2 separate regions of the Homo sapiens genome follow, and region 1 is linked to region 2. The links are chromatin contacts, found by Hi-C in ENCODE. All regions are on one chromosome and are shown on one strand. The core of a region is the stretch at or near the end of the contact, and the rest is flanking DNA. Distances in the headings are between cores, read along the strand shown. Region 1 holds the start of RARA (retinoic acid receptor alpha). Region 2 holds the start of TCAP (titin-cap).

Region 1 (4,293 bases), core at 838-3,337, 640 kb before region 2:
GTGCCAGGGGCAGTCCTCATACCATCCTCCCACTGGCTTCCCTCCTGCCTGCTCTTAGCCGCCACACATATCTCAGCTGTCGAATCCGATTAGGGCTCCTGCCCAGTGAGCCAGACAAGGAGGCCACTGGGCAGGGGAGAGAGAGACAAGGACGCCAAGCAGGGATGGCAGAAGGAAGGTGGAGACATGGCTCAGGGGAGCAAGTATGGGGCCCCAGAGGAAGAAATGCCTGGTGGAGAGATCTGTACTCTGTGACCACAGGTGCTCTGGTAACAGCTACAACCTGCATTAGGGGAATTCTGCAGTAACCGGGGCAATAGCCCTGCCTAGTTCCTCCATCCCCCAGATGGGCAAAGGATGGGGGAAGAAAACTAAAGGCGGAGAGATTGACCTAGATTTAGGAAGAGGATTCCATCCTAGATTCCCCCAGCCATTACTACCGTTTGCAGTGAGCTTTACGATACATTGTCTCTGTGGTTTTAGTGGCAATGTCCCTGCTTGCTACTGATAGCCATTTTTACAAATGGAGAAACTAAGGCTTAGCAAAGGGGAAGACCTATATAAACACATATAGTTAAGTAACCAGTCTAAGTCTCCAGTTCAGGCCTCTGATTCCTAGTTCACTGCTCACAGTCAGAATCTCTACTTTCCTTGTTGGATCAAGACCAGAACGAAGTCTGAAGCCAATTCATTATCCACCCTGTCCTCTAAAACCAACCTTTAGGGGACCCGGGGAGCCATGGAAGAATGCAGAGCACACCCCACACCTAGACAGAGCTACCAGATGGGGACATGCCACCCATTCCTATCATACATTGATTGCTAGAGGAGTTCCCTCAGTGTGACCAGTCTCTTCTATCACCCCCCTCCCCAGTCTACTACCCCCAGAAGCAAGACACACACTCACACATGGTAAGTCAGACAAGGTGTACACCCTTCCTGTAAACCCACCAAACCAGAATGACACGCCCTAGATCTTCAGAGAGCAGGGCCTGTCTGCCCACCACAGGAGAGAAAAATAAGCCACTGTAAACAGTAGGTGCCATCTAGCCCTCTCCCAGAGAGCCTGTAGCGGGGCAGAAGCTTGGGGACCTTGTAGCTCTAGAGAAACACCAGGAGCCTGAGATTCTGAAAGCCAAGAAGCTCAGGGAGCTGGCAAGGCTGGGTGACCTCCTCAATCTGGTCCACACCCCCTTCCCTAGCCATCTGGACTGAGCCTGTTCTGGCCTGGGCCACACTCTGGTATCCCTCCCCTTCAATGCATGCAGCCACCTCTATCCAAAGCTTCTAGATCTTACAACCACATTGTCCCTACACACACACACACACAGGTGGGGTCGGGGGGCTTCTGCAGCAGGTGTTGAAATGTTGACATGGATGGGGGCTCTAAGCTGAAAGAACTTTCCTAGAGGAAAAGCTCACCAAAATGCTCACAACCTCCACTACCCTCTAGCAAAGCCTTTAGCCACCCAAGTGTGAGATGAACCTGGAAGGGGACATTAGTTCCCCTACAAGGTGTGTAGGGAGTAGGGGCAAAGTCCTGAGCTCTTTGGGTGAGGAAGCAAGAAAGAAATCCCTTGGGAAAGCTCAGGTCCCTCTCTGGCTCTCTCCTCTCTCTGTTACCTCAGCACTTGCCAATTCTCCAGTCTAGGTGAGGTGGGGGAAGGGGTATTAGGCAATACCGCAAAGGAGGGTGCAAGGGCGTGGGGCCTGGGCAGACCTTCCCCCTACTCCCCACTCTTATCTAGAGAACGGGAACTGCCTCAGGAGAAATGCAGGAAGGGTGCTGGAGGGTGCAGAGGGCTCTGAGCTTTCAGACACCCCACTGTTCCCAGGCTCCCACCTCCCAGGACTACAGTGAGCGACGGGAGAGGAGGGATGGGGAAAGCCAGAACTGGCGAGAAGGAAATGGCTAGATCAGAAGCAGAGGCCGGGGTCAAAGGCGGCCAAAGAATTGGGAAGGGGTGTGCATGGTCCTACCTGCTCAGGTGTGTGCTGGCAGGGGGCCGATGGGGTTCCCAGGAGAACCGGGGAAGCCCTCTCAGCTCGATTCAGGATTCCCCCCTGCTTCTGGGTTAGGCTGCTGCAAGAGGCACGGGTTCCCGTTGGGTCCTAAAGCCCACTCGCCAACTAGAAGGCTCTCCCCGCCCTCTTCCACCAGCCAGCCCCGACTGGGTCAGCGGGCGCAGAGCGAAGGACTGATGGGGGAGAAGTAACCCACTGGAAGAAAGATGGGCGTCTGGTCATCGGCTGGGGACAGGAACAGTTCCCTGTCTCAAATACACAGCATATGGATAACTCGAGGATAGGATGACCTGAAACAGGAGAAAATAGACATTTCTTCCTGCCTGCCCTGAGCAGATGGATTTAGGTTTTGGTGCTGGAGGTGGGGTTAAGATCTCTTTCCCTGCCACTCCTGCTAAGGCATTCAGCTAGAGATTTTGGAAAGGGAGCATTCATTTTGGTTGGGCGCTCACTTCTGTCCTCTTCCTCATGGACTGCAGGAGTCCCTTCATCCCTCCCAATTATTCCCAAGGACCTAGGAGGCCATAGAGGGTGAAAAAAGATTTTCAGCATGTAAAAAGTGCAGGCTCACTTAGATGGCAGCTGGAAACAGGGGAAACATGTAGGACCAATGTATGTGTATCTGGGAATGTGTGGGGTCTGCAAATACACATATATAGGCAAGAGTATAAACAGGTGGGGTTAGGGAAGGAGAAAAAAACAAAAAAGAACTTTGGGTTACACCTATTACTGGAAATGGTAATTGTCAGTGGAAGAACAGGACGTAGAACCTAGAGGTCAACTAGTGCCCCTACCCAGCCCTCAGTAATGTCCCGAATCTTTATGACCAGAATAAACAAGTTAAAGAGAGAATATTTTCCTAGATACCATTTAGGATAAATATAGGGGCAGAGGGACCTCAATACAACAGATCAACTTCAAGGTCACTGATTCAGTTTAGTATAGCCAGTCTTCTCAGTAGCTCAAAAGGGAGAATTCAGGTTTGGTGGGCTAGATGGGCAAGAGAAAGCTGGATAAGAATTCTGAAGTTGTGGATTGAGAACATTTTGCAAGGAGAGTTGCACATATCTCTAGCAGCAGAGCAGGGAAAACGTCATGAGGGGAAGGGCCAGAGGAAGTCAGCGACAGACTTGAGGGGAGAGGGCATGGCCTCTCCCTAGAAGGGGAGAAGACACCAGCAATGCCTCCACCTCTGTCTTGCAGGAAGAACTGAGTAAAGGAGCTGGACTAAGGATGGAAGGCCCCAGGGTGGAGTCCATGGGGTGAGTTTAGGTCAAACCTTTCACCCTAATGTGCCTCAGTTCTCTCCCAGCTGTTAAACAGGGCTCTTCGTTCTTCCCAGGCAGTTAATGAGTGTTTACAAAAGGGTTTGGAGATCCTCAGATCTCAGCTGGGCCACCACTACAGTTATAAAGTTCAATAAGAGCTGAGTGTTATTTGGGGAGGAGAGGAGTAGGGGAAGGAAACAGATACTCTCTTATAAACTAAGGATAAAACTAAGCTCAGAGAGAAGCACAAGCCTAGCTGCCACAGGATATCCTTGTGCCCATGGATGGAGGTCACCCCACCCCCCCATCAACCACCACCAAAGGCTGGCCTCCAGCTAGCTGTAGGCAGAACCCAGACTAGCAGCTGGTCTTCATTAACTCCAGCTTTTTCACCCCCCACTGTGAACCCACAGCTTCTACAGGCCTAGGCTAGAGGGGGCTGCCCTAGCCCGACCTTGCAGCTGACACTGGGGTGGGGGGCACCGCACCAAAGGCCAAGTTACCAGCTGAAAAGAAAGTTGAAGCAAGAGTCCTTTTTCCCATTGGGAGCAAGAAGAAAGCAGTGTGGGGGTGAGAGGGTGGAGGTGGGGGAATTTAGGGCAAACAGCAGGCAGTGAAGTCAGCTGGATTGAGGCCCAGAAACCCCCACACCCTGGGGCCAAGTCTTACTCTAGCTTTGCTTTCAGCTTAAGTCTTGGCGAGGCCCCAAACTAGGGAAGGCCCTGGTTGCCCCTTTCCGCCTCCCTACCCCCACCCTTATTAAATACACATTTTATCTCTCAGCATCTTCATTATCTTAACTGAAGGAGACAAGCAGTGGATGGCGGCAGCAGAGAGCGTCAGGAGCGGGGGGCGGTGCGGGGAGCAGGCGCACCCTTGTTATAAAGTGCTGATCTAGCTCTTTCAGGCAGTGTGGGAAACAGAGGAGGGATCAAAGGGAGTGAGGCTGATTCAGAACTCAATTAGAGCTTTTTAAAAAACGAAGCTGGCTCTCTCCTTT
Region 2 (4,662 bases), core at 2,056-4,555:
AGCGCAGCTTCCACGGCCCGACGCCGTTCGGGTTGCACAGGTCCCCGCGAGGGGGCGCGTAGTTGTTGCGGAGGTAGGCGCGCGGCTCGAAGCGCTGGTAGGCCGAAGCCACCGCCGCCTGGCCCGGGGCCGAGTCAGGGGCTGCGCCCGCATTGGGGCTACGGTCTGCGCCGCTCATGCTGCCGCCGCGGTCCGCCCAGTGCCCCGCTCGCCTCGCGGCCCTTTTTTCTACCGCCCGACCCCCGCCCCGACCGGTCCGCTGTGGGGGCGGCAGCTGACCGCCGAGCCGCCCGGGGCCATGTGCGCCGCATCCTCCCCACCCATTCATCCATCTCCCTTAGTGTCCGGGCTGCAGACACACCGGAGGTGAGTGGGGCGGCGGCTGCAGCGGCAATCGTCCCCCACACCCCCGGCTCCGTACTTGCTCCCGCAGCCCTCGCCCTCCGCCTCGCCTGCCCCGCCCCGAGTCCCGCCTCTGGGCGCCCCCCACCCTCAGTTCCTCACCCCCACAATCTTTAGACCCCCTCACCCCCGCCGGCCGGCCCCTCCCATCTCTCTTCTCCAGCCCCCCGCAGCCATTCACCTCTTTTGCCCAGCAGCCCGCCCCTTCTCTTTCCTGATTCGAGGTGGAGACTGGGGAATTAGGCCCTTTCCCCAGTTTCCCCCTCGCAGCGCCCTCCGCGACGAGGCCCCAGACCCCGCCAGGCTCCCCTCCCTCCCGGACACCCGTCCCAGCACCCACCCTTCCCTTAGAACTGCCACACAACTCCCCCTCCCCGCCCCTCCTCCAGGCCTCTCTCGTCCGTTGCTATGCCACCGGGCCCTCCAGCGACACCCCCTCCCCACCCCGCCCCAGAAAGGACAGTCCGTTCCGGCCTCCGCTGTGGTCGCTCCGGGGGCCCCAGAGCAGGGCGCGGCACTGCCCGTCCGATGGCAGGCGCGATAGGGGAGGTGAGCTGTGCTAATGCACTTAGCGGGCGGAACAGCCGGGCCTCCCCTGCGGGCCCCGCGGGTTCCCAGCCGCTTATCTGGGGGCTCCCGAGGACAGAAGGTTCGGGTTCGGGTTGTTCCCGCCACTTCGGGGGCGGCGCCGGACCCGGGTGAGGGCAGAGGGCTTGGGCAGGGGAGGGGCAGGACGCATTCGCGGAGGGCCGCCGGGGCCACCGGGGAGCGCAGTCCGGGCCTTGGGGCCCAGCCGATTTGGGGTCCTGCGGATGTAGGGGCTCTGACCCCACTCCTCTCGCAGCCCACCCTCCAGCTTCCCTCCGAAGGAGCGGCCAGGCCAGGCATGAAGATTCTGCTCAGCACCCCAGGTTCTGGCTGTCAAAATGCCAGGGTCTCCCCACCTATCTCCCAGATGGGAAGCCAATTCTGCCTGTGGCATCTCCGTGGTCTTCCTGAAGACCCCTTCCTTCCCCTCTGGATGAGTCCCGGGCCCTTCTGCCCTGGGTAGGTCACCAGCCCAGCTCCTGCCACCGTGGGTTCCTGGCCCCGCTTGATGTGGGCCTCCTCCATGCCATTCCCTCCCCCTTGTCCCCAGGGGAAAGTCTCCTTGGGAGAGGCAGCTAGGTTGGGACATGAGTCACCACAACAGCTGCAGGGGTCACAGAGGGGAGCCTGACCCCCTAGCACCTCCAACCTTCCCTGGCTTCCAGGGCAGGGGGTGTGGAGCGAGACACAGCTGAGGATTGATTCTGTCTGGATTCAGAACTGAGAGGCAGGTTAGTTTTAGAGGTCACTGACCCCGTTCACACCCCGAGGCAAAGCCAAGGACAGTCCTGGCACCAGCCCCTCCATATTCTCCACGAGACATCATTGAAACAAACCCTGGATGCGGATGCCAGCTGGCTTGCTGGTTACCACCCAGTGCCAGGGGGCTGGACACAGAAGCCAGGACTGGGCAGCGGTCAGGGTACGGGAAGGAGACTGGAGACAGCACCCTGTTTACAGCTCTGTCCTGCCCCCACCCCCACCCCAAGTATGGGGTGTACCCATTAGCTCTGCCATATTTAGCTCAGATGCGGAGCCTGGTCCCAGAAGTGGGCATTGAGGGGACACCCATGGGCCAGCCCCCCCAACCACAAGGAAAGAGATGCAACTCTGGCACATGATTGAGCATTTATTGCGGCACTAACAGAGGGTGCTGGGGGCCCCACCATCCTTGCCTCTGCCCTTTTCACCTCCCCCTCCCTCCCAGCTTCTTCTGCCTAGAGCGTTCCAGATTCCCCTCACATTTTCCTGGATCAGGGCCACTCCTCCCAGGCACCTCTTGCCCTCACCAGTACCTTTTGTCCCTTCTCCTGGGGCTGAGGGTCCTCAGCTGTGCTGGCCCCCAACTCTCCACCCTTAGTGCCCACTGTCTCTGCCACCCTCCCTTTGGGAACTCAGGGGGCTCAGGCATCCTGGCCTCTGGCTCCCCCCTCCCCTAGCCCCCAACTCTGGGCAAACTACAAAGCAGCCATGGCCAGCAGCTCCCCTCCACAGTCCTAGCCAGGAAGGGCCCAGCCCAGGGCGGGCACAGCGGAGCCCAAGTCACAGTCCCTCTCAGCCTCTCTGTGCTTCCTGGGACATGGAGCGGGACAGGGAGCGACGAAGTGCACCGGGCTTGCTGACAGGCACCACAGGGGGCAGCTGCTTTGTGATCTCAGCCACCTCCTGGCGGTCCACACACTGGCCACCCAGGGCTGTCTCCAGCGCCAGCAGCTCCTGAAGCTGGATGGGGGTGTCCTCACGCTCCTCCTTGGTGGCGCCCATCTTGGCAGGGGTGAAGATGGGCAGCGGCAGTACCCGCTGGTAGGGCAGCTGGTACTCCTGCAGCCCACGGCCGAGGATGCCCATCCGCATCATCAGCCAGGGCGAGCGCTGCACCAGCACCTGGCACTGCCCCTGCTGGTGGTAGGTCTCATGTCTCTGGGTGTCCTCCTCATGCAGGGAGCAGCTGGGGAGAGGGGAGGGGCAGTGAGCTCCTGGGAGCTGTTGCTCTCTGGGCACAGGCTGGGTGGGGGGCTCCCCTGGGCTGCTGGGACCTGGGGGCAGGAAGGGTGGTTCCCCTTTGCTCTCCCCATGGGGCATTCTTCCTGCCCCCACCCCCAGAAATTTCTCCAGGGCTTCATGCTCTGGCCTCATGGCTCAGTGAGGGTGCTCTGGGGGAGCAGAGGCAGGGCTCTAGCAGACCCACACTCACCCCTCCTCGGGCCGTGTGGACAGTGTCAGATCCTTCCATTCTGCCCAGAAGGCCTCCCGGCGCTCACAGTTCTCCTCCGACACCTCGCAGCTCAGCTCTGAGGTAGCCATGATCACTCCTCATTCTCTCTCCCCTCCCAGGCCCTTTAAATAGCCCCCTCCTCCCCCTTCTCCAGGGGCTATTTTCGGCCCCTCTGGTGTCAGATGCTATAAGTAGAGCCAAGACTCACTAATGGGGGGACGCCGGACCCAGGGCAGGGGTTGGGGTACCTGGACGCTGGCTGCCCCCCGGTCAGAGGTCTGGGGTCCAAGGTCCTGGGGTCAATGCCTCCAGGTGCCTGACATTACTCAGACACCGTCTCATGCCAGCCACATGCCCAGCCTTGTGCCCCCCTGGCACTTGCCCTCTGCCCCACCCACTCCCCTTTGCAGGGAGGACAGCAGCTTGTCTGTAAACAGAGCAGGACCAGCAGGAACTGATGCCCCCTCTGGGCTCTGTACCAGGGCTGCCAGGTCCTGCCCTGGCTGTGCTCTCCTCTGCCTGGGCTCAAGGGCATATCCCCAGAAGGGAGAGTGCAACCACGTCCTCAGGCGCCTGCACCAAAGGCCTAGTGCCTAGTCCCCAGTCACCCTCACCACACCAGCAGGGGCGGAGACAGTCAACTTCATGCCTGGGAACCTGGGGCATGAGCCTTGGCCAGGTGTTTTCCTTCCCCATGGCCAGTGGTCAGGTAAGTGGTCTTAGGAGACAGGTCTCAGGAGACAGTCAGGCTAGTAGGGGTGGAGGGCCCCCAGTTCTACCCCAACACCTGTGTTGGGTGAAATGGGAATCCAGGGGCTCTGATGGGTGATAGTCAGAAGGCCTGGCTCCAGATCAGCCATAAATAGGCTGTGTGACCATGGGTCAGTCCCTGCCCCTCTCTGGGCCCCTTTCCCCACTTTCTGGCCACTGCAAGAGGACCAGAAGAGCTCTGGAGCCTGCCCGCTCTGATGTGCTACCTGGGAGGGGACTGGCTCTTCTTCATGGGGAGCAGGGGAGACAGATGGCTGTGGGGACAGTCCAGCACCCCAGGAGTAGCAACTCATGGTGCAAGAGGCTGGCAGACAGGTGGTGGGTGTGGGGGGATGAGGAGTGAGAACACTGCCGAGTGGACAAAGGGTGGCAGGAGAGGCAGTGACAGGGGCTGAGCTGAGGACCCTGTGGGGACGGCAGAGTACCCAGGAGCACGTGGGTGCAGAACTGCAGACTATTGATTACTGAGCACTGTCCCCGGTTCTTCATATCTTTTAATCTCATAACAACCCTGTGACATCAGTCCCATTTTCATAAAGTGGGAAGCAGAAGCTGAGAGAGGTAGATTCGCCCAGGGTCACACACCTAGGCAGGACCGAAACAGGATCCACCTGGCTCTGAAGAAGCTGGCTCTGCTGGAAGCCTGCATGCAGGCAGGCAAGGGGGCAGGCCAGCCGGGAGGGAGG

Evidence for each region. Hi-C counts contacts between places; a loop is a spot of excess contacts on that map. Pooled maps may share reads with other maps.
Region 1: a loop to region 2 is called in a map of heart left ventricle, with 3 times the contacts of the local background. The contact joins the promoter of RARA here to the promoter of TCAP in region 2. A Hi-C loop is called at or near these places in 1 of 168 maps with a recorded cell type or tissue (heart left ventricle) and 1 of 50 pooled maps.

The regions. Positions count from the first base shown.
Region 1 is chr17:40,306,974-40,311,266 of GRCh38, reverse strand. RARA (retinoic acid receptor alpha) reads right to left here and starts at 2,087. Exons shown (of 9, transcript NM_000964.4): 1 at 1,981-2,087. RefSeq lists enhancers at 891-1,774, 2,086-2,215, 2,226-2,395, 1,775-2,660.
Region 2 is chr17:39,663,992-39,668,653 of GRCh38, reverse strand. It overlaps TCAP (titin-cap), which reads right to left and starts at 3,305. Exons shown (of 2, transcript NM_003673.4): 1 at 3,185-3,305; 2 at 2,100-2,938. The coding sequence starts at 3,294. The coding sequence ends at 2,545. It overlaps STARD3 (StAR related lipid transfer domain containing 3), which reads right to left. Exons shown (of 15, transcript NM_006804.4): 15 at 4,453-4,662. It overlaps PNMT (phenylethanolamine N-methyltransferase), which reads right to left and starts at 201. Exons shown (of 3, transcript NM_002686.4): 1 at 1-201. The coding sequence starts at 178. RefSeq lists a silencer at 118-367 and enhancers at 1,411-2,148, 2,149-2,886.